Regions from separate parts of the Homo sapiens genome. Here region 2 is linked to region 1. The links are chromatin contacts, found by Hi-C or POLR2A ChIA-PET in ENCODE. All regions are on one chromosome and are shown on one strand. Each heading gives the region's core, a stretch centred on a gene start or an enhancer-like site at or near the end of the contact. The rest is flanking DNA. Distances are from core to core; before and after follow the strand shown. Region 1 holds the start of ITFG1 (integrin alpha FG-GAP repeat containing 1). Region 2 overlaps ABCC12 (ATP binding cassette subfamily C member 12).

What was found. A loop is a pair of places that touch in the nucleus more often than their neighbours do. ChIA-PET counts read pairs that join two places held with the same protein, here RNA polymerase II (POLR2A). Pooled maps may share reads with other maps.
Region 2: a map of chondrocyte shows a loop between it and region 1 (7-fold over the local background). The contact joins the enhancer-like site here to the promoter of ITFG1 in region 1. A Hi-C loop is called at or near these places in 1 of 168 maps with a recorded cell type or tissue (chondrocyte) and 5 of 50 pooled maps. POLR2A ChIA-PET finds 5 or more read pairs at or near these places in 3 of 52 experiments (A549, OCI-LY7 and PC-9).

What each region holds. Positions count from the first base shown.
Region 1 is chr16:47,459,232-47,462,896 of GRCh38, reverse strand. It overlaps ITFG1 (integrin alpha FG-GAP repeat containing 1), which reads left to right and starts at 1,834. Exons shown (of 18, transcript NM_030790.5): 1 at 1,834-2,059. The coding sequence starts at 1,852. PHKB (phosphorylase kinase regulatory subunit beta) reads right to left here and starts at 1,566. Exons shown (of 31, transcript NM_000293.3): 1 at 1,471-1,566. The coding sequence starts at 1,546. RefSeq lists a silencer at 1,456-1,925.
Region 2 is chr16:48,121,261-48,124,925 of GRCh38, reverse strand. It overlaps ABCC12 (ATP binding cassette subfamily C member 12), which reads left to right. Exons shown (of 31, transcript NM_001393797.1): 12 at 642-713; 13 at 3,086-3,210. Among named protein-coding and RNA genes, the nearest start is that of ABCC12, 33 kb to the left of the region's middle. RefSeq lists enhancers at 1,420-1,539, 746-1,945. Within about 2 kb of position 1,650, at least 4 of the 41 ENCODE cell types and tissues checked have a DNase peak (open chromatin) inside an H3K27ac peak, as active enhancers do; they include PC-9, where a contact is called at or near this core.

The DNA.
Region 1 (3,665 bases), core at 585-3,084:
TGAAAAAATTATCTCATACTTCATAGATGGTAATTTTACTATAACCCTAAGTATATAAAGCTGAACTTTTTGTAAGGTATAAAAAAACAGAGTGTTCGGTGTATGATTTCTGAAATTAGATTTTCAGAAATTAGATTTACTTTCTCCAAAAAAAAAAAAAAAAAAGTCAGTGTGCACAACAGACAACTAAGAACTTCATAAATAGGAAAAGCCCAAAACGTAAGGAGAACATATTAGGTGAGAAAATAATTTTTTTTTTTTTTGAGACGGAGTCTCACTCTGTCGCCCACGCTGGAGTGCAGTGGTGCGACCTCCACTCACTGCAGCCTCCGCCTCCCAGGTTCAAGCAATTCTTCTGCCTCAGACTCCCGAGTAGCTGGGGTTACAGGCGCCCGCCACCACGCCCAGGTAATTTTTGTATTTTTAGTAGAGATGGGGTTTTACCAGGTTGGCCAGGCTGGTCTCGAACTCCTGACCTCAGGTGATCCGCCCGCCTCGGCCTCCCAAAGTGCTGGGATTACAGGCGTGAGCCACCGCGCCCGTCCGAAAATAATTTCTTAATATCAATGCAAGTGCAAAGTTAATTTTCCTAGCTAACACCTTTCACACCCACCCCCAATAATGACACTTCATCAATTCTTTAAAAGGGAAGCTCCTTAGCTGAAAACCTGCATTCCGCCTTTCACCTTTCCTGTTTAAGTGCATGCCTTTTGTTCAAGATTATATCCAGCCAACCAGGAATACAGGAAGTTTTAATAACGCCACAAGTCATGACGTTGCAATTTGAACAAGTCAGTTCGGGACACTTGGAACTGTTAAAACTGCCTGCAAGGCACCTTCTGACCTCTATGCTTTCGGGTTTGGAAACCACACAACCTGGGGCCACTTAAGAAGCCCTTTTCTTTCTGGGCCCTAACTATACTCTTCAATATCTGAGGCCCAGTCTCCTTCAGTTTCTGCTAGATAGATGACAGGTCTACTGCTTAGAACCTGTGGGGAATGTAAAAGGGATATAAGACATAAAGCAAGGAGCCCAGACGCCGGCTTTCTGCAGCCAGATCGTAGTTACATCTGACTTGGTCTGATTAAGCTATCTGACTTTTGCAGAGAACATTCACAGGAAAGACACATTCACAGGGAAGACACATTCCCTTTCCCAGGAATGTGCCGCCGCCCGATTTTTAAGTTAGAAGACTCTAAGGGAAGTCCGGACCGCTGCCTACTTTCCGAGTGGGGCTCACAAGCGGAATAGAGTCGGGGGCACACGCAGAGTGGAGCTGGCTCTGCCACCTAATTTTTAGAGGTGGAGGAAGATATTAGAAACAAGGCCAGGGCCGCCACCTGCTTTCTAAGGAGGAACTCGGGGCACAGGTTCATTCCCAGGGCCCCCACCTGCCTCCCGCCAAGGCGCTTGAGGCGAAGCACCACCCAAGGTACTCGGGTGGGGGGCGGCGCCCCAGCCAGCCAAACCTGAGCGCTTGGTCCGAGCTCTTCGCTCCAAGACCTTCCAGCTCACTTCTGCCGTGAGTCCCGCCGCCCCCGCCATCGCGCTCCGGTCGCCGCCTTGGCCACCGCCCCCGGGGCCGCCTGTCAGCAATGCCGGGCCACGCCCCCCGCACGACACTGTCGGGAGGCGCGCCTGCCGGAAGTGAGCGTGAGGGCGGCTTTCACCCTAGCTCCACTGCTTTTTTAGCGTCGGAAGGGCAGCCCTAGTGGGAGAGAGAAAAAGGAGCCGGCAGCGGCTCTTACGCGTCCCGGGGCTGCGCGCCACTCTCTCGGCCGGTAACGCGGTGCTTTGCGGCTGTCGTCAAGCGCGGCGTTGGGCCGGCGGGCGGGGGCTGAGGGGCTGCCATGGCGGCGGCGGGCCGGCTCCCGAGCTCCTGGGCCCTCTTCTCGCCGCTCCTCGCAGGGCTTGCACTACTGGGAGTCGGGCCGGTCCCAGCGCGGGCGCTGCACAACGTCACGGCCGAGCTCTTTGGGGCCGAGGCCTGGGGCACCCTTGCGGCTTTCGGGGACCTCAACTCCGACAAGCAGACGGATCTCTTCGTGCTGCGGGAAAGTCAGTGCTTGCCGGGCCCTCCCTCTGTTCGCTGTCCGTGTGCCTCTCCCGGTGTTCCCCAAACCCATTGCCCAATGGCCGGTCCTTCTGCATTTCCTGGTCCTTCTCTCCCAGCCCTGTGGCCTTCCCTTTAGCATTCTTAACAGCTTGTCCTTTTGCACCACCCTTTCCAACCCCAGGTTCTGACCCAGCTACCCTACAGTTTGACCTACCCTCAAAAGCCCTGACAGCACCTCAGTTTTGTTCCTAAGAAGTCTGCGGCCCTCACCCAGTCACCTTACCCCCTCCTCCCCATGGAATCACCTGTTTTCCAAAGTGCTTCCTGATTCCTAGGAATCTTTGTAGCTTGCCTCAACGTTCGCTCCCAAGGCCCACTCATTCCTTTCTATTTTGCTTCAGTCTTCCTTCCCCGTTGATGAACATGAAAAGGTGCAACCTGACAATCTCTTCTCATAGGGGGCTTCTTCTTGCCTCCCCACCTACCTAATTCGCCCACCCCTTTCTTTGTCAAGGCCACAACTTTCTATGAAGCGAATGTACCCTTCCAAGGGCCTAAACACTAAACAGCTCACACAAGCATTTTGCAGGGACCACTGATAAACCCAATGCCTCCTTGGGAAAGCAGTCTCAAACTACAGAAATTTCTCTCTTGAGCTGCCTGTTCTTTCGTGTACTCCTTCCTCATCTTGGTCATCACCTTAGTGTTCCAAATGTCTACTTTCTTTGCTAACTTGTTCTTGGAAATTCTTTGCTTTGACAATCGTTAAACTAACTTTTTTGTAAATCTTGATGCTGACAGTGGGCATTAGGGGGTCTTAGGGTTCTTGAGTACCTACAGAAGCAGGTGCTGCTTAAAGATCAATGCTGTGAAGGAAGGAAGGAAGAGCTACTCAGAGCTTGCCTGACAGGATCCTGAACCAGACTTCTTGGAGCCCTTGCGGGGATGCAGGAACCTCTTACAAACCCTGAATATTTTCCCAATCTTTTTGACTCCTCATTTTGCAGTGTACTGCCAAACCTGTTGCTGCTGTGTCCAAACTGGATACAGAGAGTAGCCTTGACTTTAAAGATGGCCTGTGTTTGATTAAACAATTCCAAAAGTCTGTCTCAATGAGTGCTAATTGAGCTCCAAGAATGTGTCACCCTCTGGAGGATGGCCCCATAGGAGGAGGGTCTTGGAGGATTCAGCATTTTGTGCTCACATGCTTAATTATGTCTTTGTCAGATATCTACAATGGGAGTCCCTGCATCCTTGGTGTGATGCATCTGTGTAATGAACCAAACAGCCTTACAAGGGACAGCATTGCTAGATTCGGGGAAGACAAGTCTTGACATGTAGTATAGTTATAAGGCATCTTTATATGGTTCTTTTAAGTCAACCAATCTGACTCCTCGCAGAATCCACTGGCTTCAGTTTCTCTTGATCAGCTGCTTTTTCCCATGTTCATCCTTTCTATTTCTCTGCTACTTTGAACATTGAACTTGTGATATAATGTTAGGCATCTCCATTGGACTAGTGGGACTATGCTTGAGAGGGCAGATGAACTGGAGTAGAATAAAAGTTTTCTTGTTGAGAACAGTGCCCAGAAACCTTCTTGTAACCACT
Region 2 (3,665 bases), core at 401-2,900, 660 kb before region 1:
CTTGCTTCCTGTCCATCTTCCCCTGACTACAAGGTAAGTTCTATGAGGGTAGACTCAGGCCATTGCCTGTTGTGTTCATTGCTGTTCTTGCTGGTGGTTGGAACAGTGCTTGGCACATAGCAGGCTCTGATAATGATTTGTTGGTTGAATTAATAAATCTGGAGCTGTAGAATGTTAGAATAGTGTAACTTCTCAGTAATTCCAGATTTTTGAAAAGCCCCTAGATGTCCATACTTCAAAAGCTACCCTAGTCCCCCTGGGTTGTACAGCCTTTTGCATCCCATTAGATTTGCTTTTCTGGAGTCTGGGCACAGAATAGCCTTCCTGTTCAAGGCCTGTGTCTCCCAGACCAGCACAAGGCTGTTTCACACCAGTGATCTTACGTGATTTCTAGAAGCCCTGTGGGTGCTTGGCTATGCCACACAAGGGAAAGCACTTAATTAAGACTTACATTCCTGCATCCTCCCAGGCTGTTTATGTGGGCCAGGGTGGTGTGGCTGCAGCTGCCATGCCCCAGAGCCTGCAGTGACCCCTTGTTCTCCGCCTGGCCTGACCAGCATAGTTTGGGAGTGGCACCTTTGGGCCAGACCCTCTAAGAAGTGGGAGAGAGTGACTGTGTCCCATCTCTGTTTCTCTGGCAGGGGAAGATCTTGGGAATATGTGGGAATGTGGGAAGTGGAAAGAGCTCCCTCCTTGCAGCTCTCCTAGGACAGGTAAGCTGTGTGATGAGTGCTGTGAAGATGGAACATTAACATGACAATGAAATGGCTCCCTTCCGGTCAGGCGTGGACCCAGCAGATGGCCTCGGCTGCACTGGACACTGTGCATGTGGTTCACAATAATTTTTGGGAGGTTAATGCACGCAGCAGCTCCAGGCCCCTGGGCCAGATGAGGCTGAGTTTTTCACAAACTCTTGAGTTTGCCAATGAGGAGGTCTATTGAATGGCATTGCCTCCTTGCCTAAAGCTCCATCTTGGTCAAAGGAGAGATGGGTCCTTAAACCCATGGTTATCCCCATGAGTTGGGCTGCCCTGATTTAGAAATGCCAGCAAGGCAGCTTGGTGTGGAAGGACTTTGGAGTCTGGAGCTCATGGTGACTATAGATGTATTTTATGCCTGAACTAAAGCAGCTCATGCCCCCACCTTCTCTGCAAACCTTGGGGTAGGAAGAGGGAGGGGACTTGGGTCATTGTCCCTTCCCTGCTCCTTCTAGTTGGGTGACCCCAGGGAAAATGGCTAAGCCATTTGTAGTTTTCACAAACCTCTATGTTGCCACGGTTTCTAAGTCACATCCCACATGAATGAGAAGCTTTGTGGAAAAAAAATGCTAAGTCCTCTTTCTCCCCACTCTGCTGTTGCTAAAGAGAAGTTTGTGCAGCTGGGATTGCCTCTTTCAGGAAGAGGTCGGGGTACTTCTGAAGAAGTGGGGACTCCAGAATAGGGTGGTGGGGGGATGTGTCTTATGAGTTTTAATATGAGTGACTTCTTTTGGCCTCAGTTGACTCATCTATAGAAAGAATGACAACTCCTTCCCTGCCTGGAGGTGGAGGTGGGGGCTGAATTGGATGAGTTCCTGAGGTCACCCACGCTCTGAGAGTGTGTGCCTCCATGATGAGTCAGCGTGAGCCATAGAGGTGACTCAGCTCAATTCCCCACATAATGATGTGAATACTCTTAATAGCATCCTACTGCATAAGAGATGGCCCAACTGCTCGGATAGCTCCAGTGATGGGAAGCTCATCATGTCACAGCCAGTTCCTTCTTTGGAGAGTTTTGATGTATATTGGAGTGAAATTTGCCTCCTTTTAATTTCTGTCCTTTGGAAATTTTGAGATAACATTAAGTCTATCTCCCATGAGACAGTGGTGGGATCAGGCCCCTGGCTGTGGTCACTGGGGAAGCAGGGGGGCACTCTGGACAGCCTGGGTTCCCCAGCTGTTTCTGCCACATGCTCACTATTTAGCCTTGGGCAGGTAACTTAACCTCTCTGAGCCTCATGAAACCACTTGGTTTCCTTGTCTGTAAAATGGGACTAAGGAGAGTTGTGGTGAGGTTTGAATGAGATCATGTAAGCAATAGTTGGCTATAGGATAATTTGCAAGGCCAGTCATGGTGAAAAACATTGAACATACATTTAATTCAGTTCACGGAATATACCCTACACATTAAAAATACTACAATTATTATTGTTATTATCATGGTCTCTTCTCCAAATTGAATTCTCTGTCCATTGCACAACTCCTGAGGTGAAGTGGCATCACATCCTTCGGCCGCCTTGGTGACTCTCCTTCTTTGCCCCTGGACCCACTGCCACTGCCCCGTGAGCATCAGCCCTGAGCACTGTGGCCTGCCCCACATGTACCCTCTGTTGATAACTTTGAACGTTGCATCCCCGCTGTCTACCATTGTCTATTGGATGCCCACGATGAGGGGTCATCTTAAATGAACATATGTACTCAGGGTCACAAACTGGAGCCCATGCATAGTTTTAATTGATTGCTGAATGCTTTAAAAGTCCAAAGATGTCATATAAAACTGGATCTTTGACTCCTCTGGACAAATTAGAAAATCCTGCTCCATCAGGCCTGCATCCTTGCATGGCACCAAAGATGCAACTGAGTCAAGGCTGCTTCCTGAAGATGGGGTGTGCCAAGGCCAACACCCACAGCCGTGCAGGTGGTGCCCTGCTCCCAGGGCCTGGCTGAGCAGGGTTGGATCCAGCCAGTGCACCTGGAGGAAGGGGAGCCTCTTGTGAAGAGTCTGTTCAGAGAACATCCTGTTGTAGTTGGGCCCAGGTGCCATGTGCACTGGGAGCAGCCCTGCAGTCCAAGCTCTCCCATTTGTAGCAGAGCTTACCACTGCCTCTTTTCAAGCATTCCCTGCCTGGCCCTGTGCAGGTGTTTGACTCTGAGATTCTGCATCTGCATGGTTGGGCTTTCTGGTGCATGGACAAGATGTCCTGTCAACGCTTTTGTGCCTTCATAACCAATGCTTGTGGAATATGTGGGTGCCAGGGTGCAATGGGCATTTGAGGAAAAGTTCTCAAGGCTTGGCTCCTGAAGCTTCTCCCGTCTTGTTGTTCCAGATGCAGCTGCAGAAAGGGGTGGTGGCAGTCAATGGAACTTTGGCCTACGTTTCACAGCAGGCATGGATCTTTCATGGAAATGTGAGAGAAAACATACTCTTTGGAGAAAAGTATGATCACCAAAGGTAATATTAACTTTTAAAGCAGGAGGCACATTTGTGTTTGGTACACACTCTCCTACAGATGCTGATGCTGTTGGTAATGACTGCTAAGTGGGTTCTGAGTTTAATGAATTCTGATTAAACATTCATCAGATCCACACAGACACTGGTTTTCCTCTTCCTGAGCCAAGCGTTCAGGAGAGGCGACTTCTGCAGACCTGCGACTGCACACTGGGAAGAGGATAGAATCGGCACTTCATTCCCAGGGCAGAGGAGCATATGTTCCGAGGTTCTCTGCAACAGGGCATATGTGGTCTGACTAGAGAAAAGTGAATCCAGCAATTTTGCTTTAGGCTGAGTACCCAAAACTGCTCAGAATCATGAGCAAGTATGTAATGAATCAGCCCTGACATTATTAATTGACATCAGAGCTATCAGGATATATTATCACTGTTAGTGTCCTCAGAATGGTCTAACTA